Regions from separate parts of the Mus musculus genome. Here region 1 is linked to region 2. A link is a loop called in an ENCODE intact Hi-C map of the cell type or tissue named here. Cell type or tissue: heart. All regions are shown on one strand. Links, peaks and the distances in the headings refer to the core of each region. The heading gives the core; the rest is flanking DNA. Region 1 has its middle 15 kb from the start of Adamts2. Region 2 has its middle 28 kb from the start of Rufy1.

Region 1 (12,552 bases), core at 6,639-9,138, 130 kb after region 2:
CAGTGTCTATCGTTCTGGTCAGTATTTAATAAAACTTGCTTCAAATTTGGCCTCCAAATTGTCTTATTCTTGCCAGGGGGGATTAACAGCCTCTTCCTTGTGTTCCTTGGAGCTGTGAGTTGGCATGGGCTGCAGCCAGCTGCGTCAGGTGCTCAGTATAAGGAACTCTGCCTTGTGTCCCCTCATCCTCTCACCTGGTCTGTCAGCACTCCTGCACCTTGGACTTTCTTGGACCCACACTGCCCTTTGAATCATTTAAGTCTCCTGTACATGATTCAGGGCCACAGCTATGGTGTTCTCTTCCAGTTCTAAAGGGAAATAAGGAGTGAGAGCCCGTGTTGGGGGTGAATGGTATAGGCAAGGAAAAGGGAAGAGGAAGGGTGGTCCTGGGGCACATGGGATGGGGAGGGGCATTTCACCTAAAAGCAGATCAAAGTCTGTAAGAATAAATTTCAAAACGTAAAAACGAACCTCAAAACTGCCGGAAGGGAGCGGTGAGTAGTTGAAGACCCTTCAGTCTGATATGCTCTGGGATAGGCTTGGCCAATGGAAATAACAAAATGAGATTCTATTAAAATGGAGATGGGACACAGAAGGACCTAGAAGGATGGGTGGGGACGGGAGGCTGGGCTTCGCTCTCAACCTTCAGGCTCAGCTCTTGAGGCCACACCCTCAGTTCCCACTCTTCCCCTCCCATAGCAGAGGTAGATCCTGCTCCCCAGCCTCCCAAGTCCACTTACTGTCCGAGGTCAACGTTTAAAACCTGCTTCCTTTTGAAAGAATCCACTTAGCTATTTTCAATTCCATTGTCTGTGCTTTCTTTACTTATCTTCTTTTTTTTTTTTAAAGATTTATTTATTTATTTTATGTATGTGAGTACACTGTTGCTGTACAGATGGTTATGAGCCTTCATGTGGTTGTTGGGAATTAAAATTTTAGGACCTCTTCTCGCTCCAATCAACCCTGCTTGCCCGCTCACTCCCACTCTGGCTCTGGTCAACTCTGCTCACTCAGTCACCCAAAGATTTATTTATTATACTCTTCAGATGCACCAGAAGAGGGTGTCAGATCTTATTACCGATGGTTGTGAGCCACCATGTGGTTGCTGGGATTTGAACTCAGGACCTTCGGAAGAAGCAGTCAGTGCTCTTAGCTGCTGAGCCATCTCACCAGCCTTGTCTGTGCTTTCGAGAAAAAGGGTCTGCTTATACCAGTGTCTCAGCACCTCTCCTCAGTGCTTTCTTCTAGAAGTTTCCAGTCTTGCCTTTATGGAAGCCTCTGGTTCATTTTGAGCTGATTTTTGTATTTTGTATAATCCTGATAGTCTTAGCCGCAGCCTTTGTTCTGTTCACAGTCGTTGGCAGGCCCTGTCCTCACTTCAACCCCTGGACACAGGCACCCCACCCAGACTCTTCACCTTGAGTCCAGTATGGCCTCTCACTTGGTTTCCTCTGAGCCTCTGTCCTGGAGGCTCGCCCTTCCCCCTCCTCCTGCAGTCCTTTGTTGGACAGTGAAAAGCAGTCTGTGTTCTAGTGGAGGCTTACTCGGGAGACCCAGAAGAAAAATCTACAAGGGACTGAACAGGAAGCTATGCTCCCAGACACCACATCAACTCCAACTCCATAATCCTGTGACTATCAGTCACGTCGACAATATCCCAAGCTCCTGGTATTCTGGGTACAGCCAGGTAAGCTCCGCCCCACAGTTACCTGGCAACAGCAAGGTAGCCCAGCCCACTAAAAAAGGGGCTGCTCAGCCCCTCCTCTCTCTCTTAAGTTCTTGTTCTCTCCTTGTCTCTTACCTTTCTCTCCTTCTCCCCTTTCCTTCTCCCCTATCTCCACATGCCCATGGCTGCCCTGCTGCTCTCTACTTCTCTTCTCTTCTCTTCTCTTCTCTTCTCTTCTCTTCTCTTCTCTTCTCTTCTCTTCTCTTCTCTTCTCTTCTCTTCTCTTCTCTTCTCTTCTCTCTCTCTCTCTCTCTCTCTCTCTGCCTTTCTACAATAAACACCTTCAAGCCATGGACCATCTTTGCTCATCAAGGTCTGCTGTGTTAGAGCAGTGGAGCAGGTCTCCCTCTAATGAGCCGAGTGTCTAACCTCCCACCAGGAGGCCTTTCTGCACTTCAGCCATGGCCTAGCTAGCAGCCTGAGCTAGCTAGACTCTCTTGTCCCTGCAGTAACCTGCTAAGCTCTCCCCAACCCTTTCCCCTTTGGCCCCCAGGCCAGAGTTCGTTCAAGGGCTCATTCTCAGCTCTTCTGAGACATATAGTGGTTTGGGATGTCTGAAAGTGAGAACCAGTCATCCCAGGCCACTGTGAGGCCCAGGGATCCCAAAACCGGCTCTCCTGCAGTACCCAGCAGTCTGTGATACTCGAGAGTCTGCGCCTTCTCCACCTCCCAGCAGGATTGTGTGGCCTGTGAGGCCTGACACCGTTCCATGGGGTCCCGTGGCAGTCTACCTGAGCTCTGGCGGGATGCAGGTCTTCTCTTTATTTCTCCATGCGAGACGCCCCACAGTCCTTCATTTATGTGCCCTCAGAACTCACAGTCTCAGGAGGACCTGCCCTGACCCCAGCCCCCACTGGGTGCTGTGCAGGGGCCTGTAGCACACACACCTAGCCCTCAGCCTTTTATCTTATAGTGAGGGAGATAAAAATTAAGATTGACCACACTCTCATATAGAATTTCATAAATCAAGGTTGGCAGAGACATTCCAAGATGGCAAGTGTCTTTCATACAAGGTGGGTGGAAGGGGTGGCCAGTGCCTTTCCACACAGTCTGCCAATATTAACTCAACTCATAAGATTTGCTAGCTTTAACCCAGTTAGAGTTTAATTACTGTGAAGAGACACCATAACCAAGGTAACTCTTATAAAGGCAAACATTTAATTAGGACTGGCTTACAGTTCAGAGGTTCAGTCTATTATCATCATGGTGGAGAGCAAGGCAGCATGTAGGCAGACATTGCGCTGGAAGAGCTGAGAGTTTTCCATCTTGATCCACAGGCAGTCAGGAGGAGACTGTATTCAGCACTGGACAGAACCTGAGCATAGGAGACCTCAAAGCCCACTTACCACAGGCACCACACCTACACTCTTCACTCCAACACACCTCCTCCAACAAGGCCACACCTCCTTCAATAAGGCCACAAGTCTCCCAATAAGATCACACCTCTTAATAGTGCCACAACCATTCAAACACATGGATCTGCGGGGGCCAAATCACCACACTCAGCAATCCCACAATGGGAATTTTATTCTATATATAAATGAACCAGTATTTAGTCAATCAAGGGTATTTATTATATGATTGTGAGTGTGCATGCTTCACACACACACACACACACACACACACACACACACACACACCTGCAAACAAACTAAAAATGTCAGCATATATAGGAGTGGCTCAACAAATTGTGGGCATGGTTTTGAGCTATCATGAGGAGTTAGTAGGTATCTCTCTGGCCACACCCCAGGACACAGCCATGATGTGTTACCAAGTGAGAACTGCTCCTGGTGTTAGGCATGGTATGATTCTATTCTTTAACCAGTAAATCCCCAAAGACTCACATAGCCATGAAGGTGAGCTATGCCTCACTTGTGGTCACCAGGAGGTTAAGATGAGAGTATGGATGGACAAGAGGGGCTGATAGCCTTGGAGGTTGGGGTTCTGAGGGTGGAATCTAAAAGGTGGGTACAGGCACTGTGGCTGGGGCCCAAGCTCCTAGGCATGCAGCATCTAGATGACTTGAACTCCACAGGTCGTGCTCCCCCTACCCCCTAGAGTGGAGGGGTGGCTCTGGAACAAAGCTGGGCTGGTTGCTGGCAGCTCATAGGAGGGAGGCTGCAGAGGCTTCAAGACTTGGGAAGCGTCTCAGCCCTGACTGTCAGCTCCTGTCTGATCTAGGCAGCCTATCTCCATTTATCTGTTGAACTGGTGACCATCAAGATTTCCGTGCTGTGGTTGGCTAGGACTCCTGCAAAAGGATTCGTGTGCTGAGCTCTTGGTTCCCCTTGTGGAGTACTGAGATATGGTGGAACCCTTAGGAACTGGGCCCCACAGTAGGTAAGTAGGGAGTAGATCATAGGAGAAAGAAGTGCCTGTCTGGTGGAGGGAGTTGAATCTCAAAGGAATAGATGAATTCTCTCAAGAGTGGGCAGCTGTTGGGTATCTTACAGAGCAGGCTGCTTAGACACGAGTTTAAGTCTTTATTAGTCAGCCTGAGATTACACTGGATGTTCAGGATCTCAGGGTAGTTCAGAGCCTTTATCTGGGTGAGCTTTTAAGGCACAGAAACCATGTTCTGGCTTGACATACTTCAGTTAGTGAGAACAATTATCCAGCAGCAGAACTACAGAACCCAAAAGACAAGGTTAGCACATTTAGAGACTTTCCCAGATCTGTATGGACTTTGATGGATCAAGCCTTTGTTTTAGTTTTGGCAGGTGGTACTGTCTACAAGCTGAGTTTTATGGCTTGACTGATATTTCCATCATGGAGTCAGTTGTGCTAAGGTCTGGGGCCTGTTACACTACCTACTTCTCCTCTCCCTTTTCTACCATGTTGGGATGTAGCCAAACAGCTGGACTGTCACCAGACACCAGTGTTGTGTGACTGCCCCAGTCCAGGAGGAAAGACTTTTAAAGAGAGATGATGACATAATCGAACTGGGGTCCTTATAAAAAGCAATTGACACTCAGCCCCCTCACCCTGGTCACTCAGGGGAGAAGCCTGTGAGTCAGAAACCAATCGTTGCACCATGCCCCCTAGCTTCCCATCTCAATTCCTGGTTTTTAGGCCACTGACACTATAGAATTTTGTTATGGCAGTTGGAGTAGGCTAGCAGAGCCATTATGCAGGTCAATCCAGGCTATAAGGACGAACTTGTCACTTAATACAACTCCCAATCATCCCTTGCCTATGAGTTATGGACTTTGGGTAACACAAGGATGATGTCACCATCAAAGCCTCAGTAAACCTGAGGCTATAAGATAGGCACAGAGGTGGCACTTGTCTCCATCTGGGTCTGCCAGATGCCTAGGACTCTAACTCTCGAGGAAAGCAATCTATTTCCCCTTAGAGCCGGAGGTTGTGAGAGCAGGAGGCTCTCTTGGCACCATGAGAACACATTGAATCTGTGAATGGGGTAGTCCACAGGAAGCAAAGTAGAGAATAGAAAGATAGAACCTAGATCCTGAGGATAGCACTTCGGATGTCCAAGGCCAAACAATTCCTGGATTTTTAGTTTAGTGAGATAGGTTGATTTTCCCTTTGTCCCAGTTAGGGTTTTACTGCTGTGAAGAGACACCATGACCAAAGCAAGTCTTATAAAGGTCAACATTTAATTGGGGGCTGGCTTGCAGGATCAGAGGTTCAGTCCATTATCATCAAGGTGGGAGCGTGGCAGCATCCAGGCAGGCATGGTTCAGGAGGAGCTGAGAGTTCTACATCTTTATCTTAAGGCTGCCAGGAGAAGACTGGCTTCCAGGCAGCTAGGATGAGGGATTAAAACCCCACACCCACAGTGATACATCTACTCCAACAAAGCCACACATACTCCAACAAGGGCATACCTTCTAATAGTGCCACTCCCTGGGCCAAGCATATTCAAACCATCACACACCTCAGGTCAGTTTCTGTTATCTATTAAATGACCCTGACTGAAACACTAGAGACTTCTGGGATGTTATGGTGGGTCTTCCCCACTGTCTCAAGACAGTCTGACAGCTCTTCACTGATGAAGAGGCTCACTCCTAATTACCCCAGATAGCATCCTTCCAGCTCCTGGAGCTCAAACATAGGCTTGCAGGTACGAATTCTATCCAGCCTTGGGCGCTCTACTGGAGGACAGCCTGTCCCCCAGGAAGACAAGCCGAGCACACAGTCTCTATGGCCCAACTTTAATTTAACAGACAATTGAAAAAGTCAGAACCAGCGTCTGGGGCCTTTACGATGTCTGTCTGTCTTCCTGGTTTAATTTCACGGGGATCCTCTTATGGCTTTTGAGAAAATGTTCCTTTTTAAAGAGCTTGGTTTCATCAAAGCAAGGCTTTCCTGTCAGAGGGATGGCACGACTTACAAAAGACGTTTGCATGGGGGGAAAAGCAGTGGCTGGCTGGACCTCAATTGCAGGCTCAGAGAAGATAGCAGTGAGCACCTGCCCTTGGGCAAGCTCTCCTGGTTTCCCTGAGGCCAGATAGCTCAAATCCGACTGACATCCTCACCTCCCACCTCAGCCTCTTTCTGGATTTGAGCTGGTTCTTAGTAGGCAAGAGCAAGCCCAGTGTGGGGAATTTGGCTCTCCGTACTCTGGAGTGGCTTTGGCCACTTTTGCTAGGGAAGGTTCAGCTGCCAACATGTGTAAATACCTCACCGAGAGGAAGCCTCTTTGAAGATCCAATTCTGTAGAGGTTGTCCTGTGTCATCTAGGTGAGCTCTAAAGTGCAATTGTAAGAGTCTTTGTAAGAGAGGGATGTGATTTAACACACACACATGTGCCGAAGAGGGGGCAGCCATCAGAGAGATGAGGCCAGAAGCCAAGGAATTTGAGCATGGAGCCAGATGTTCTGCTGCACGCCTGTAATCCCAGGGCTGTGGAGCTAGAGGCAAGAGGGTCAGGAGTTCAAGTCCAGCTGCAACAATACGACAAGTTCGAGATGCTGTTTAAAATAAAAACCAATCCAACCCCCCTTCTTCCAAAATGCATGCTCCTACTGGGCTTGGCTGTGTGGCTTGCCTGCCAGGAGAATGCGAACTGAAGTAAGAAGGCTTCTAATTTGAGTCAGGAACAAAAAGCTCTGTGCTTTATGTTCACCCTTCTAGAAACTTCGGAGTTGCCCCGTGCCATAAGCCTCCCCGTGGGAGCTGCTGCCCCTACAGGCTGGTTGGAAAAATGCATCTACTCCACAGAGGTGGGGCTACGAGGCCAAGCTTGCATTCCAGCTGAGTGGGCTGCCAGGTTCTGGTTTAATTTTGGGTGGTTTGTTCTGCCGTTTTGATGTGGGCACTGTTGCTGACAGCAGTACCTAGAACCCAAGCCCACAGTCTGTGGCGCTGTCTTTAGAGGCAGTCACTGTTGCCGGTGGCCAGGAAACGGGTGGCCTGTGTTACAGAGAGTAAAACAGTTGCTGAAGCCCTGGCTTCCAGCTACTTCTGTCAAGTGTGCTTGGCCTTGGCTGAGTGAACCCAAGGATAGCAAGAACTGTCTTGGGCTGCCTGTGTGGGAGATGGAGCTCAGAAGAGGAATTAGCCTGGGAATGACCATCAGCTACTTCTGAAAAGAATGCAGAGGAAGGGCTGGGGAGATGGTGCCCCAGAGGATGCAGTGCTTGGGACCTGAGTGAATTCCCAACAGTCACATAAAAGCCGGCGGTGGTGGCACGTGTCTGTAATCCCAGCACTGGGGAGGCAGAGATGGGAGAAGTCTGGGTCTTGCTGGCCAGCTCACCTAGGCCTATTGGAGAGCTTCAGGTTCCATGAGAGAACCTGCCTTAAAAGTTAGGGTGGAGAGTGTCTGAGGAGAACAGCTGACACTCTCTAGCCTCTATCCCTCCCTGTGCACACATGTACACTCATATGTACATGTGAACATTCTAACACACTTATGTACACAAAGTTAAAAATCGCCCCCTGTGGCAGCTGCAGGCATTGCAGCCGCCATGATTTGTGTGTGATGGGTCCTCCTCAGGCTGCTGGTTTGCTTATTGTTCCCAGGGAAGTAGTGCTGTTTGGGGGGGACTGGAACCGTTGGGTAGTTGAGCTGAGCTGTACACTTTTTAAAAAAGGAATGAGAGGAAACAGAGATTGGAAATTCAGAGAATAGCAGGGTTGGAAAACTGTTTTAGCCTGCACACTCAAAAGATTCTCATGTGTACATAGATACAGCCTGGGAGAAAAGTCAAATCAAGACTCAGTAGGAAGAATCAAATGGTGGTTGAAGTGTGGCCCCATAACAGCCTGGTACCTGTCATGGAGCATAAAGAAAGGCTTGGCTAGAGATGCATTGACATGTGGCTGTTAGCACGTGAGATCAAATACCCAGGAAACCCACCATTTTTGAGAGAGCTATATTGACAAGTTCCCTCCCACCACTGAAAACACACACACACACACACACACACACACACACACACACCCTAAAATAAAGCAAAACCAAAACAAACAAAAACCAGACTGAGCTAAAGAGAGTAAGACAGGGTGTGAAGTGGTGTCTCGGGGGGTTAATAGCATTTGTTGATCTTTCAGAAGACCAGGGTGCAGTTCCAGGACACAGGGTGTTCCACAAGGGTCTGTAACTCCACTTCCAAGGGATGTGATGCCCTCTTCCGGACTCCACAGGCATTGCACGCACAGTGCACATACGTGTATGCAGACAGACACTCATATAAGCAAGTCTTTCATTTTACGGAGGGAGTAAGACCACTGACAATGGAAAAGAATGTGTGGGGAACCACTGACTTTTCAAGGTGAGACAAAGAGGGAGTAAGATGGGAGCCAAGGGTTGTATGGCAGCATGAGGTAGTCAAAGACCACGTCTGTCAGCTCAGCTCAACTACCTAAATGGTTCCAGTCTCTCCCAAACAGCATCACTTGCCTGGGAACAATAATGCAAACCACCGGCCTGCCAGGCAGTGATGGCCCACGCCTTTAATCCCAGCACTTGGGAGGCAGAGGCAGGCGGATTTCTGAGTTCGAGGCCAGCCTAGCCTGGTCTACAAAGTGAGTTCCAGGACAGCCAGGAATATACAGAGAAACCATGTCTGGAAAAACCAAACCAAACCAAACCAAACCAAACCAAACCAAACCAAACCAAACCAAACCAAACCAAACCAAACCAAACCAAACAAACCACCGGCCTGTGGAAGACAGGTCACACACAAATCACGGCGGCTGCAATGCCTTTAGCTGCCACAAGGGGCGTACATCCCGGCGTCGTTCTCAGAACTGACCCAAGGAATGAAGGGGAAAAAAGGGGGACCCTCTAGAGCAGTGGTTCTCAGCCTGTGTCACGACCCTTTGAGGGGCAAATCTTGCATATCGGATGTTTTACGTTGTCATTCCAAACAGTAGCAAAATTGCAGTTGTGAAGTAGCAAGAATGACGACTCACTGTTTATTTCCCACACGCTTTAAAAAGCACCACAGTTTTCTCCTCATCTTTCTAGAAGCTTCTCCTCGTGCCTCTGTGTGAGTGTGTCCCACAGAACGCATGTGGACGCTTGGGGACAGCTTCAGCGTTGATCCTCCTCTTCCACCTTGCTTGAGACAGGGTCTCTGGTTGTTCACCATCGCACACACCAGGCCAGTGAGCAAGCTTCTGGACATTCCACTGTCTCCACTACCCATCTCTTCATAGGTGTGGGGGGGGGCGGGGGGGCTGCAGATGTGGCCTATAGTCTCCAGCTTTGGGTGGGTTCTGGGACTCTGACCTAGGGTTCTTACAGTTGGGTGACAAATGCTTTACCCACTGATGTGCCTTTCAGACCTTTTAGAAGCTGCTGACCTCTTCCAAGGGTTCCATGTGGGCTGATATTCAGCAGAGTTGCTCCCTTGGCCCTGCCTCCCAGCCTGCAGAGGCAGGAGCCCAAGAATGACTTAACCATGAGGTTCTTGGGGAGGGGCAATTGTGGAACAGTGTCTTGTGCTAATAGTTAGCTGATCAGTGTGGACAGGACAGAGGTAGAGAGAGGGACAGGCTGGCCTCAGCCCCCAGTGTCAGCCAGCTGCCACACTAGATTAAAAATCCTGTGTGCACAGTACATATTTCCTTTAAACCAAAGGGGGCCAAGACTCTAGAGATATGGTGTTTATATGCATGTATCTACTTCAAGTTGAAAAGGTTGCTCTACCCAGTAGGATGAGTAGGGTGCTGCCTGCAAGCTTCTAGCTGTGGTATGAGAGATGAGTCTTACAGGCCTGGTGGGTGCCATCCCAGAAGACTCCGTTTTCAGAAGAGCATGACACATTGTCCTGTCGCGTCCAACAGAGATCCTCAACAGGAGGATGTGTTGGGACCTTGTAGATGGTCCGATGGGTCACTTGTCACCTTGTTACTACCCCAGAGTGGGACATCTTGGTTTATATTGCTAAGATGTACCCAGCATTGGAACATCTCTCTTCTAGAAGTACCAATCAAAAAATTTACAAGATAAAAATAAATTCAGACCAAAATAATGGCAAGCGGATACACATAGAATCTCTGTAACAAAAAAAAAAAAAAATCATGAAGTCTGGGCTGGAGCAGCTCAGTAGGAAGAGTGCTTGCCTAAAGTGCCCAGAGTCCTGGGTTCCATACCCAGCACTTCATAAACCACAGGTCTGCAATCCTAGCACCCAAGCGGTGGAAGGAGATCAGAAGATCAAGGCCCTGCTAGACCCTTTGTGAACGTGGGGCACCATTCTGTTGTCATGACTTTGGAGGCTGGAGAATTCCAACAACAGAGGGGATAAAGGAGGAGAAGTTTGAGGTCATCCATGACTACAGAGTGAGTTCAAGGCCAGCTTAGGCTACACGAGACCTAATCTCAAAGGGGGGAAAGATGGAGTTTTAAGGGGTTCGAAAAGAAAAAAAAAGGAAGACAAAATGAAAATATTTTTATAAAAGAGGAAGATCGAACACCACCAAATCCGAGACTGGCTCTACCGAACCGACATCTCGTTTAAGGTTTAATTGAGTCCAAGTTCGTTCCGTCTCCCAGGCGTCTCGAAGGTGACATTCTAAATGTTTACACTTGTTTCATCTGTCTTTTCGCCGAGTCCCGTTCCCCGCCTCCTCTCTCCACTTCACACTTGCCCTCGCCTTGCTCACATATGCTCGTCTTTATATTTACACACATATATATCATCTTTATATATGGCTCGCAGAGTCTGCCAGACGAAGAAATGAAATAGTCCTGAAAACAGCTGGAAAATTATGCAACCGTGAGGCGCCTGGGCCCGTGTACACCCTGTACTGCAGGGCTGCACAACATTCGGAGATTGTTACAAGTGAGGCTGGGAGCTGCTTTCTCTCTCTCTCTCTTGAACAACAGCTTGCCTGGTGGGGTAGGCCTCCTGCAGAAGGCATTTTCTCTGGGAACCTTAATTTCCCCTGCTGGAGGAGAAAGGAAGAGTGGCTGTTAGTGGAAGAAACTGATGGGAGGGAGGCCAACACCAGGGGCCAGTGGGGTCCAGGTCCAAGGCACGGGAAATCTGAGACCTGGGATACGCAAGACCCTCTCAAAGTGGGAAAGAGATGAAAATTTAAGGGTCACTAAGAAAAGAAAAAGAGAGAAACCTTGTGTAAAAGAGGAGTACCAACCACCGTGGGGTCCAGTTTCAGCCAAAGCTTGGGCTAGAAAGGTCAAGGTTAGGGATATAGCAGATTAAACTGTGGGGTCCAGGAGATGAAAGACTGGAGTCACTTGAGGCTGATGCTGGGGGCCTGGTGAGGCCAATCTTTGGTGTTGAGTAAGATCAAAGATCTGGGTCCTATTTGGGCCTAAACCCTAAGTCGAGGGTTCTCTTAGGTACAGTCTGGGCATCAGTGGACCTAAGTTCTGAGGCCCAGGAGGCCAAGCTATGGGGTCTTGCAAGACTAAAATATAGTGTCCAGTTTAGACACAGGCTGAAGGCTGAGGTGCAGTGGTGTCAAGGTCAGGATCAAGGTCAGAGGTCCAGCCAGGCCCCAGCTGGGGACCCAGTGAAGCTGAGATTCACTCCACAGCAAGTTCAAGTTGCTGTTTGTCTGAGACCAAGACCCCAGTTCAGCTCCCAGGCCTGAGCTCCCGAGCCTGGTGCTGAGGCTGCAGGTCCTGTGAGTCCGGGGCTCACCAAGGGTGAGAGTGAGGGCCGGCTCTCAACAGTGATGGCTTGTTTGAGAGCCGCCATGTTCTGCAATTCTCACAGAAAACTACTGTTCCACTCTCAGGGAGGACTCAGGTGAGCAGGGCCTTGGTTGTTCAGACCAAGCTGGGTCGTTCCTGTGGTTGTCTGGCCCTGGGACTTTGCCCTTCCTCAATGGCACATTCCACTGCTCACGGGTCCAGCGACTAAAGGAAACAATGAGATTTGTTAATCAGGCTTAAAATCTCCACTGCTGGGGCTGGGGTGGTTCATCTATCACACAAGCATGAGTGCCTGAGTTCAATTCCAAGCACCAACAAAAGAAATTATGTGTGGTGACGATCACCTTTAGTCTCAGAGCTGGGGAGGCAGAGACAGGCGACTCCCTGGCCAACCATTCTACAAAATCAGCAAGAGACCGTGTCTCAAAAACTAAGGTGCAGAGAGATTGTGGACACCTGAAGTCAACCTTTGATGGCCACACATCTACACATACATGCATGCACATGTTGGAATACACACACACACACACACACACACACACACACACAGATATTATGGCCTCAGTGAGATGTCCTGTGGAATAGGATATGGCGTGGGCTGGAGGGAGTTCTCCCTCAGAGGGTCTGCAGAGCAGGATGGAGCGGGAAGTGTCTCAGGGAGGAAACTGGCCCACAGCACAGCCATGCAGAAGGATGCATAGGAGAAGCGGCTGCCCATCCCTGGCAC
Region 2 (12,552 bases), core at 3,713-6,212:
TCCATTTATGTGAATGCAGTGTCTGCAGAGGCCAGAAGAGGGTGCTAGGTTCCCTGGAGCTGGAATTATAGGTGGTTGTAAACCCCCTGATGTGGGTGCTCAGAATGAATTCAAACCTTCTGCAAGAACAGAAAATGTCCTTATACACTGAGCCATCTCTCCAGCCTGTGTGGCAGGGCTAAATGAATAGTTCCTAAGTCCTGCTCTTGCATGTGCAGAGGGATGCCTGTAGACAGGGATGCATGTGCACAGGGGTGCATCCTAAGTGCTGGGCTTATTGGTATACACCACCACATCTGCCTGAAATTTAGTATTTTTAAAAAGATTTATTTTTATTTATGTGTATCTATGTGTTTGCGAATACAGGAGGCCAGAAGAGGGCATTAGATCCCCTGGAACTAGAGCTACGGGTAGTTGTGAGCTGTCCAATGTGACTGTAAGAATCCAACTTGAGTTTCTATTTTCTATTTTTCTTGGGTTTTTGGGAGGTGGCATGGTCCCATACATGCTTGGAAATGTTTTATCTAACATTTACCCTTGAGTGGTAGTTTGGTTGGTTATTGAAATCTAAATTAAAAATAATCTTTAGAATGGAGGGATGCCTCAGTGCTTAAAGTACTCGCAGCTCTTGTGGAAGGCCTGGGTTCTGTTCCCAGCACCCACAAGCTCGTCCAGTATCATCTGTAGCTCCAGATCAGAGGGTCTAATGCTGTCTACCCATCTTCATGGATGGCAGGCACACACGTGGGTCACATATTTCACTCATGAAGTAAAAATAAGGAACTCTTTAGATTGTTCCACGATCTTCTAGCACACAGCTTTGATGGTATATCTAATGCTAACATATTTTTCATGCTATTATGATTAATTTAATCTCTCTCTTTAAAAGTTATCAAGATTTCCCTTCTATTTGTTTTTTTTTTATATTGTAAATATTTACTTTAATGTGCCTACGTTTTGAAAGTTCTCTGACTTTTCATTTGACCCAATTGACATTAAATGGACCTGATTAATTTGATGAGCAATGTCCTTTCTATGCCTGGAATGCTTACCACCATCAACTCTTTTGTCATTTCTTCATTTCCCGCCTGTGTGTTCTCTTCTTCGGGAAACCCTTGTCATACTGACGTTGGAATGTCTGGATCTGTCCTCCGCGTCTGGTGAGTTTTAGTCCAGAGTGTTTACTTCTCACATTTAGCTTCATCTTCTACGACACCACCATCCCTCAGTTATGTGTAGCTTACTATCTTTCTTCTATTGGCTTAAAGAAAATATATTTATTGTATTTTTAATGTGTGTACACCTATAAGCACAGATGCCCATAAAGGCCATAAGGGGGTGTTGCATCCTCTGGAGCTGGAGTTACAGGTGATTGTGACCAGCCCTATGTGGGTGCTGGAAACGCGTTCCTAACTGCTGCCATGCCTTTCCAGCTCCCATCTATTGCATTTAAAGAACTAATTTTCAGTTTCTACTATTTATAACCTATTTTGAGATTAAATCTTACCATGTAACCCAGGCTGGCCTCAGATGCATCGTCCTGCCTCATCCTCCTGAGTGCCTCCAGGTTCGCACCACCACACTTGGCTCTAGTTATAATTTTTTTTTTTTAAAACGAATGAACTATTTTCTACCATACTGCAGAAGATGGAAATTATATCATAATTTCTTTATTTTCTTCTATTCATTTCCTTTGGTTGTAATTCTTTGGTGGCATATTTAATTTTTTTTTATTGTGGTGATTTACTTTTTAAGTGCTTGTAGATTCCTGGCCATCTGCCCATCTTTTTGTCTGAGAATTCCCAGGAACCTGATTCTGTTCTTTGAGGATAGTGGGGTGGGCCAGGTTCTGCTCCTTCAGAGTAGAGGAGCTCCTGGTCCTTCCGGTGCACGGAGCCTCAGTTGCCACTGAGGGCATGGCTTGTCAACCCTAGCTTTAGACTGATGGCAAATGCTGTGGTCAGTGATGGTGGCCTTTCTTGCCCTCCCATTCCAGCACGGGCCTGCCTTTCCTCTCTCTCCCTTTCTTCTTCACGCTTCTTTTAATCAGAGAAGGTTCTCCTGCCATTTGTGGGAATCTGGCTAGGAGGAAGGTCAAATGGGGGTGCCTCGCCCTCCATCTGGCTCCAATCTGCATTTTTAGCAAAACAACTAAGTTGGGAAGTTTGAAACTAACAACATTAGGGCTGAGAGATTTCTTAATGTGAATATATTTCAGTAGAGTTAATGAAAACTTGGAGTGCTTACAAAGTTGGGTATATTACATGTGTGACAAATTATATATAAACCAGATTTCATTTCCTGTTTTTTTTTTTTTTTTTATCAGCAAAGGAAAAATGGCAAGAAAAAACTGAATCTCCTATAATACAGCTACACATGTTAGGGGGTAATATTTATTTAAACACTTTTGACATTTGCTGTTAAAATAAATAAAACTTCACTAAAAAAGTGCCCCCCAAAGTATGAAGTTCCAGACAGAGATGAACCCCTGATTTAGATATGGTACAGGCTCTGTCTCCGGGGGCTCACCAGGCTCAGGCTGCTGCTGTTAGCAACCGTCATCTCTCCCACTGTCTTACTCTCATCTCTATGGTGACTCTTGTTAAATAAAGTGAACAGCCCCTGTCATGCGCTCTGGCGCCTAATTTGGCATCTTTAGCTGTGCCTGTCAGTCTCCACAAAACACCACGTGTCTAGTCAGTCAATATTTGGTGAATATCTATTGTGCAGTTATCTATTGTTCAGTCGAGTGACCCAAAGGTGAGTGATACAGGATGCTGTCCCTTCAGGAAGTTTCCTAGGGGGAAAAGAGAACATAGCTTCTGTAGAACATATCTACCAAGTCCCAACTTTGTATGTCTTTAGGAAGGTGACTGAGTTAAAAAATGTTTTACACGTGTGTAACTAAAATGCTTTTAAAAAAAACTTTGTCTAGCTTCCCAGTGGAAGTCGAACATTATATGATTCAGCAATCAAAATAGTATAGGAGAAAGGCACTCTTAGCAATTCTCTCCCAACTCTGTTTTCTTGCGGTGCCTTGCACATACTGGGCAATAGTGAGTTACAACCCTGACCCTCTAGATAACAGTCTTTATTAGATTCTTGGTTATATTTCTAGTTTGTCTTTATTTTTAAAATTAATTAACTAAAATAAATTTTTTTTTGAGAAACGCTCTCCTGTAGTCCAGGCTGGCCTTGAACTTGCTCTGTAACTGGGCATGACCTTGAGCTTCTTCTGATCCTCCTGCCTCCGCCTCCTGAGTGCTGGGATTCCAGGCATGTGTTTTTGGGCTTTGTTTTATGCAGTGCTGAGGATCGGAACCCAGAGTTTTGTGCGTGTAACTTAACTCTACCAACTGAGCTAGCCCTAGCCCATCGAGTGTTTCTTCATGCACTTGCATATGAATGTGTTTCGGCATACCTGCCTTAAAAAGGTGGCGTGCCATACCTTTACCAATGTATGCTGGAGCTCACTAGCTGACTGGCAGATCTGAATACCTCACTATTGTGGATGGTTACACTATGGTTAGCAAGTAGTGGGGGTTTCAAATGTCTGCCATTCCAGCAAATGGCCCAGAGAATAAACTTGCGTATCTGCCATTTGTCTGTGTGGATTTGTCTTTATAGATTTGATTTCAGTAGTGGGACTGCTGCATCTCAGGGCGTTTGCATCCCTTATCTTGCAGACTTTGCTGGCTGTCCCTCTGTTGGGGTTTATATCATCCCATCTTCTCCCATCAATGACTGAGAGTCTCTTTGGCAAGAATATTTCTAATTCTTCCTTGTTTTCTAGCTATCAAGTCCTACGCCCTCACACCTTTCCCTTGCGACATGGGGTTTGCTTCAGGGTATTATCAAAGCTTCTATTTACGCAAGTCACACTGAGATGTCCTGTTAGACTTGATTTATGGTATTTTGAATGAGGAAGCTTTATTTAATGTTGTTTTTTGAGACAGGATCTCATGTTGCTGAGGCTGGCCTCCAACTCACTATATGGCAGAAGCTGGCCTCTAGCTCCTACTCCTTCTGTCTCTGTCTCCCGAGTGTCTGGCTGGAATGAAGAATCTTGAAGGGAGCCCAGACTGTTTAAAGAATGATGGACAGGCAAGCCGGTGGGGATTCAGGTTCAAGCTGTTGGTGATTGGGAGGGTTCAGGATCAGGGACAGATTGTGAAGAACTTGGGCTGTCATTCACCGAGTGTATTTCGTGTCTGAGTGTGCACGCAGATGTGCTGTGAGAAAAGGTCTCACTATGCAGCCTCCGACTATCCCAGAACCATGAAGACCAGGTTTCACTTGTTCTCATATACAAGTGAGTTTCCGGGTGCTGGGATTTGAGGTGCTGCTGTGCTTTGTCTCCCACCGCCTGGGTCCCCATTGAGGAGGAAGAGGAGGAGGAGGAGGAGGAGGAGGAGGAGGAGGAGCAAGAGGAGGAGCAGGAGCAAGAGGAGGAAGAGGAGGAGGGAGATAGTTACCAGGAGGATTTCATTCCTGGAACCTGTGCAGGGCATGGAAGAGAGGACCGATATTCTAACTTTTAATTCTTAACTTCCTGCTGGGTGCTGTGGAGAGATCGCTATTTGGCCTATTTAGCAATCGTGTTTTCCATGAAGGGGCGGGGTGTGTGGTGGGGGTGAAACTTCGCAATTCAGTTTCCAGGCTGGAAAGGTTGGGAGGCCACTTTCCCACTTTGTCCCTTCGGAGCAGTCCTTATCATTGTTATTCAAATGCGTCGTAACTGAGACAGATTACAGGGCTGCTGGTGCCTCAGAGCCTCCCAAGCAAGAGATCTGACTTTCCACTTTCCAAGGGGAGGAAGTCATTAGTGGGGCTGTCTTGTCCAAGACGCCAGGAGGAGGAGGAGGTGTCAGCCTGGAGCAGAGAAGGCTTAGCTAGTTTAGTTTTTTGTTTTGTCTTTTCTACCCACCCTGTGGCCTTGCCAAACCCGGTTGTCTGGCTTCTGGAGGGTGTGAGCGGCAGGAGATGCTATGTGCGGTTTCCATGGCAGTAGGCCGCTGGGGACATGTGGGGATGCACAGCCAGGTGGCTGGCGCAGGCTCACCTGCTCGGCTCCTGGCAGCCGCGGTAACGAGGAGGCCTAGGCTCCCCTTTCCGCTTTTCTTTAGTTCCTGGAGCTCTGGTTACTGTCTTTATGAGTCTGAGCTCTGTGTGAGAGAACTTTAAAAAGTTCCATGTGACTTTATCTGGGGAGCGGACCGAATGGCAGCGATTCAGAAGGCAAGGATGGAAAAGTACCAGAGGCAAGGCTGGCGTAAAAGGCAGAGGTGCCTACAAAAAGGAGGCGTTCCACAGTCAGGCTCCCCAGCACAGAGAGGCTCGCCCCCACCCCGCGTCCCCAGGGTTCTCTTCGCAGTGCCCTTGACACTAGCAGGCGCAATTCAAGGGCTGGCCATCAGCGTTTGAGTCAATGTTTGATCTCTTTATTTAAGGAACTCACGAAGATGTTGACGACTCCCTGAAGTCCAACAATATCAGTTTAATCACTGCCCAATATTTTTTTTTTTTTTTTTTTTTTTTTTTTTTTTAGTGAGGACTCTTTTTATTCAAGGATCACTAGGAATTCGGGGGGTGGGGTGGTGGTGGTGGTGGTGGCGAGGGAGTTCAGATTTCAAACAGATAAAGATGTAAAAGTTAGGTCCAAGTCTACAGTGTGCTTTTCTAGCAAGTTCTTGCTGTTTGCAGGCAGCAAGCAGGCTTGTGTCTGCTCTTTGTAATCCGGTGGTACCGGAACATCTTGTATGGGCCTGGGCCCTCAGGGTCGGTTCTGGCAGACAGCAGGCTTTCTCTATCTACAGTGGTAATGCTTGGGAAAAAAATCCCATGACCAAGATTGATGGAAAGGCTTGGGGTCAGGGACTTGGACTGTGGATCAGAAAATGAAGATGCACGGCGTGGACCCCGACCAACACGGCCGCGAAGGCAGGGGTGGATGGGACATCTAGAATGTGGGGCCAGAACAGAACTGCCCGAAATCTTGAAGAAGTAGTCCCAAAGCCATGTTTTTCTTGGACACAGAAAGAATCAACAGAGTAGAACATGTTTTAGTCTCAAAGTGTACGACCACACACTGTTAGATCCCAGCCCCTCTTGCTGTCCTAGACTCTCCCAGAAATCAGGCCACACCTCCTTGCAGTTTCTTAACTATGATGCTCCAGCTTCTGACCAGAAGCCTCTCCCTCTTTCTCTCTTCAAGGCTACCTCCTGTTGCCTCTGGTATGTTGCTATATTTCTTAATGCTCTTCCATCCAACTGCCGATCAGCACCCTGACTCTGGCTCATTCTAAAGGGTAATTTCATATCCTTTCCATGACACCAATAAGCTGGCTGAAGGTTCTTTTTGTTTTACCTAGATAGAAGTTGGTAGGCAAGAAACTCTATAAAAGCTGGTTTGGGGATAAAGGGTGTATAGCTCATTTGGTAGGGGGCTTTCCTACCGCATGGGTCCTAAGTTTAATCCCAGGGTCTCATAAATCCACAGGGATGGTGCATACTTATAACCCAATACTTGGGAAGGAAAAGCAGGAGGATCAGAAGTTCAAGGTTATCTTCAGTTTGAGGCCAAAACAAAGGAAGGAACAAACAAAGCTAGCCTCTAGCAGCTTTCTTGTTCTTTAGTGTTTGAAGCGAAGTACAGTGGTGGGAAGGCAAAAGCAGTTGACAAGTAGCCCTTCTACAGTCTTCCTGCAGGGCTTGATATCTAAACCTTGGTCCTTGACAGCCACCAGTATCTCATCTCTTAGCCTGGGACCAATCAGGCCCTTGCTCCTTAGTATTAGTGACAGTGGCCTTTCCACCACAGAAGTGGCTCCCTGGCCAAGGTGGACATGATTCACCCAGGCTCGTGACTGAAGAAGTCTGGTACAAGCTGCTTGACAGCATTTTGACTGAGTTGTGTTTTCACGGGCCACACAGTCAGTGCAGTCTCATTATGGTTGCCTCAGGGTATCTGGTTTGTTCCAGATGGTCAGGCTGGCATGGGGTAGTTGTTTGACCCATGGTACTTTTCTCTAGGCAGCTCAGCAGCAAGGGAGAGTCCCACAGCTGCTAATTAGAGTTGGATTGCCTAATCCCAAACATATTTGTCTGTTTATAGGAAAACCAGTATCAGAAAGAACACTTATAATAAAGTTGAAGAACTTACCAATGCCAACAGTGATTTCGACAGATTTTAAATAATATGTGACATCCACCTAAGGTCATGGAGAGGTGCATCTCCCTCAGTTGTTCTGCTATGGGTTACAGGGAACCAACAACCAGGGAAGGGGTAGTGAAACCCTGGTCCTGGGGTTAGAGGTTGCAATAGGAGGGTCAGGATCTGAGAGGGTGAGGATGGGGGGGGGGGCCGCAGACTGCTCACAGGAGAGATTCCAAACAGGGAAGATGGAGAGAGAGAAGGTATTTTTCTGAGAGCTGCTTTGGCTGTTGGATGGATGGGGGTGGGCAAGGCTGTCTTGGAGACAAGGAATTCAGAGAGATGGCAACAGGGGAAGCTGGAGAGAGAACAAGTAAGGGCTTGGAGGGAATAAGTGTTAGACTATATAGATTATATATGTATATATATATTTAATGTCTCTATTGGGAGATATATAATACATATATGTTACATATATTATATATATATATACACCCATGAGTGGGCAGAGGAAGAGACAGAGACAGAGAGAGATGGAGACAGAGAGACAGAGAGACACAAAGAGAGAGACAGAGAATAGCAGAGAGACAGAGAGAGATTTATAGAGAACATAAGGAGTGATTGTAAGGTACTTTATACATGGCTCCTTGGGCATGTCTCAGCCCTCAGGCAGGCCATCTGGTAGGGGAGGCTGAATTCTCAGGCAGGAGCCAACACCACAATTCACAGACAAAAATCTCTCCTTAATTAGGGGACCCTTAGATTATCTATCTATCTATCTATCTATCTATCTATCTATCTATCTATCTACCTATCTATCTATCTATCTATGAGACAGGGTCTCACTGTCTCACTAACAGGGTCTAGCCTTGGCTGGGCTAGAACTTGCTATATAGACCAGGCTGACTTGGAACTGCCTCTGCCCTCGAAGCACTGGGACTGAAGGTGTGCACCACCACCACGCTCTGTGCCACGAAGCTGATTATATCTGTAGCTATGCAAATTAGTTATTTTTTCTCTATGGAAGGGATTCTAGGTGCCCTGTTGGAGGCAGACCCTGGATTTTTCAAAGATGTCTACATCCTAGTCCCTGTAACCTTCCGCCCTGCAGGCCAAAGAGGCTTCTGTGTGATGCGCTGATGCTAATGATCTGGACAGGGGAAGTTTTCCTAGATCATCAGAGGAAGGCCCCGTGACGTCACAAAAGGTCTTACCAGGGGGAGACATGGCAACGGAAGCAGACGGTGGAATGATGCAGGGTCAGGGGTCCAGAAATAAAGGCAGCTGCTAGGTATAAAGAAAACAAGACCCCCACCATCACCCTGACCCAGGAATGCGCTCCAGGACAGGTGGGCACCACTACAATAAGCAAATATGTGATGGCGAGGTGAGAAAGATAAAGAGATAGAAAAACAGAGCCATGCGAGTACCACAGAGAGAGGCAGAACTGGAGCTGCGATGGTGGTGACAAGGGACAGAGGGCTGAGGGGGGACATACTGTCATTGCTCAGTAGAGTCAGTAGGATGAAACACAGCAGCCTGGAGTTTATCCAGACACAGACTCAGCTCCAGAACCTGCTGCTGGGCCTCGGGGTCTCTCTGGCCCTGGGCAAGGATGGAAGCCGGAGAAAAAGAAAGGTTCACTTGCTGGATTGGACCATAGTGGTCCCCGAGGCCACTGGAGGCCATATTGGTGACTGCGACCCATGTGGTTGCCCCAGGAAGAGATGAAGCCTGAGATCCACGAGGACTTAAGCAATCTGTGCTGCTGCCTCACGCCTTGGTGATATCCTCAGGCTTTGCTGCCTTAAGGGCATTTAAGGGCCATGCCGTATAACCAGCATGTAGAGCCACCTGAGGCCGTGTGGCCTGTGGCCTGTGAAGATGATGAGGGCCATGAGTGGCTTGATACTGCCAAGGGTTATGTTGATATCTGCAGCCCTTGTTACCACGGAAGCCCATGTTAATGGGCTGCCCCTCCCCCAAGCCATGTTAATGTACTTAAGGGAGGGAAGGCAGGCCCCACCCTGTGCAGGAGAGCTGGCCCCACCCCTTTCCATCAGCCTGCAGGGCTCTCTCCTCAGTTGAAGGTTTCTGGCCCGGATGCAAGCAGAGAGACTTATGGAGGCGGGGAGAGTGGCTACTAGGAATTTGACCATGCGCCAGCGAATATATGGACCACACAAAATGGACTTATTTTTTCCCTTCTTTTTTTTTTTTTGGTGGGGGAGGTCATGGAAGAAGGGGATGGTCATGGAAAGATCAGGGAGTGATGGCAATTGGGGTGCATGATGTGAAATTCCCAAATACTCAATTAAAAGATACTATTAAAATAATAAAAAAAGAAAAGAAAACAGATTTTCTCCCAAGAACTTCAGAACAGAGGCAGCCCTGCCAAGCAATTTTAAACATCTGACCTCCAAAACTGCAAGATTTGTTGGGTTTAAGAAAAACCAAAGGGGGCGGGGCTGGAGCGATGGCTCTGCCGTTAAGAGCACTGACTGCTCTTCCAGAGGTCCTGAATTCAATTCCCAGCAACCACATGGTGGTTCACAACCATCTGTAATGAGATCTGATGCCCTCTTCTGGTGTGTGTCTGAAGGGAGGGACAGTGTGCTCACATAAAATAAATAAATCTTAAAAAAAAAACCCAAAACATTCTGTCTGTCTGTCTGTCTGTCTGTCTGTCTGTCTCTCTCTCTGTCTCTCTGTATAATTTTATAGTCTGTATGTATCTCTAGTTTTTTGAACTTGCCTCTAAATTGTTTGCAGTATATACTGCATTGTATCATTCATTTATGTCTTAGTTAGGGTTTTACTGTGAACAGACACCACGAGCAACTCTTATAAGGACAACATTTAATTGGGGCTGGCTTACAGGCTTGGAGTTTCAGTCCCTTATCATCAAGGCAGGAACATAGCAGTATCTAGGCAGGCATGGTGCAGGAGGAGCTGAGAGTTCTACATCTGAAATCTGAAATCTACTAGCAGAATCCTGGCTTCCAGGCAGCTAGGATGGGGTCTTATAGTCCATACCCACAGCAACACACCTACTCCAACAGGGCCACACCTTCTAATAATGTCACTCCCTGGGCTGGGCATATACAAACATCACATTCCACTCCCTGGCTCCCATAGGCTTGTCCAAACATATGAATCTATGGGGGCCATACCTAAACATAGCATAATACAAAATAAATTTAGTCTAATTTCAAAAGTCCCTATAGTCTATAGCAGTCTCAACAATGTTAAAAGTCCAAAGTTCAATATCTCTTCTGAGATTCATCCAGTCACTTAACCGTAATTCCCAAAACAAGACGGGAAACCAACTGGGCAAATTCCAAACTGCAACTCCATGGCTGATGTCAAAGCAGTCTTCAGATCTCCAACTCCTTTTTCATCTTTGTTAATTGCAACAAATGCTTTACTCCTGGGCTGGTTCTACTCCCTATTAGCAGCTCTCCTCAGCAGATTACCCATGACTGTGGCAACTCAAACATCTTGGGGTCTCCAAGGTAACTTCAAAGTTACAGCTTCTTGTTTCAATGTCTGGATCCACACATGATCTTCTGGGCTCCTCCAAAGGGCTGGTGTCACTTCTCTAGCTCTGCCCACTGTAGCACTCTAGGTTCAGGTTGATCCACTCCACTGCTGCTGCTGTTTTTGGTGATCATCCCATGGTACTGGCATCTCCAATACACCGGAGTTTTCCACTGCAACTAGGCTTCACCAATAGCCTCTCATAGGCTCTCTTCATGGTGCCAAGCCTCAACGCCTTTGCATGACCTCTTCATCCCTGGACCATCAATTGCAACTGAGCCTGCATCTTCACCAATGGCCTTCCATGGCCTCTCACAGTGCCAAGCCTCAGCTGCTCTTCATGATCCTTTTATGCCTTCAAAACCAGTACTAACTGGGTGACTCTTACACATTACCAGGTACAGATGTAGCACAAGGTACTGAAAGACTCCGAGAGGAGCCCCTCGCTCAGGCCTCAGGACAATAGCGGACACCCAAGAACTCACGACAGACCGAGCTTGTTGCAAACCATATGAGGCTTTATTCGGGGAAAGCCAGAGCTCTGGGGACGACTCATATCCCACGCAGGGGTAGAGGAGTCGTCCTCGAGGGGAAAGAGTTCCCAGTTTTTATAGGCCCTCAGGGGGGAAAGGAGAAGGGGGAGATTAGGGGATTTTCAGATCTAAACAATGTCTATTCTCAAGAAATGGGTATGGGAGGGGTACAAGGAAAGAGTCTAATGAAGGTGCAGCAATGGGCACACACCTGGTCAGAACATTGGCAGACACACACAGGTTCAAGGAGTGGTCAGAGCATTGTGCACCTCTATTTTTCTAAATCAGTGAAGCTAGTTCTACTAACACTGATGTCTATCTTGCCAATTTTAGGGCTTCTGTGTCCTTTTACATTCTGCCAGGATCTTTCATTCCCCACTTCTTCTAGTAACTAGTTCTAATCTTAGAACTAAACTGCAACCTCTTTTTCAAGGTTCTGCAGAGACTGGTATTGTTGTCTTAATACTAACAGCTGGACAGCACCAATCCTCTCTCTAACAAAGGTCATTAGATTATTAAGAATTAGTGGGCCACACGTCAGCAGTAAGAGCAAAATTATTAGAGGGTCTATCAGAGTAGAAATGAGAGTGGTCAACCAAGGGGGTTTATTCTTTAGGAGCTCGCTTTACGTGAAAGGCATGAATATGCCTTCTTTGACAGCAGTGGGGGTGGTCAGTAGCATGATGCAAGAGCCTTTTTAACAAGGTTTCAGATTCTCAGCTCGATGTCGTCAGATGAGAACTGCATCTCCCACCTGGAACTGGTGTGGTATCATCAAGTCTCCTGGTTCGTAGGCCTCTTTGAGCTGCTCTCAGGCGGTGTTTCTGACCACTTCTAGGGCTTTTATGTATGTAAACAATGAAGGACCAGGGTTAAATTTTAAAGGATCTAACACTCTCTTTACTTCAGTGAGCGGGGGAGCCCCCCCCCCCCACCATACAGGATTTCATATGGAGTAAGCTTAAATTTTCCTGGTATGTTCCTAACACAGAACAAAGCAAAGGGAAGGAGGGCTGTCCAGTCATTCCCGCCGGTCTCTAAGATTAATTTAGTCAAGTTTTTTTTTTTTTTCTACCTAGCCTGAACTCTGGGGTCTATAAACACAATGTAATTTCTAATCAATCCCCAGTTGGATGGCCAGTCCCTGACTTACCTGGGCAACAAAGGTGGGTTCATTGTCACACCCTATTACCTTAGGTATTCCAAACTGTGGAAAAATTTCTTCTAGGATTTTCTTAACCACAACATTGGCAGTTTCTTTTTTGTTGGGTAGGCCTCCACCCATCCTGAAAAGGTATCTACAAAAACTTCCACTAGGAAACTGCT

The links. A loop is a pair of places that touch in the nucleus more often than their neighbours do. Peaks named below come from ENCODE experiments on the same cell type or tissue, not always from the same donor. Only the 100,000 strongest peaks of a DNase experiment are listed, where the experiment ranks them.
Region 1: it touches region 2 in a loop (2.5-fold over the local background); 8 of 42 quality-filtered maps call a loop at or near these places.

Annotation. Positions count from the first base shown.
Region 1 is chr11:50,580,350-50,592,901 of GRCm38, forward strand. No RefSeq gene overlaps it. Among named protein-coding and RNA genes, the nearest start is that of Adamts2, 15 kb to the right of the region's middle. In heart, for the core only: CTCF peaks have their summits at 6,884, 7,645 and 8,922; DNase peaks (open chromatin) are centred at 6,902 and 7,637.
Region 2 is chr11:50,452,530-50,465,081 of GRCm38, forward strand. No RefSeq gene overlaps it. Among named protein-coding and RNA genes, the nearest start is that of Rufy1, 28 kb to the left of the region's middle. In heart, for the core only: no CTCF peak of the experiment used is centred there; DNase peaks (open chromatin) are centred at 4,832 and 5,262; H3K4me3 peaks cover 1,137 bases; H3K27ac peaks cover 829 bases; H3K27me3 peaks cover 179 bases.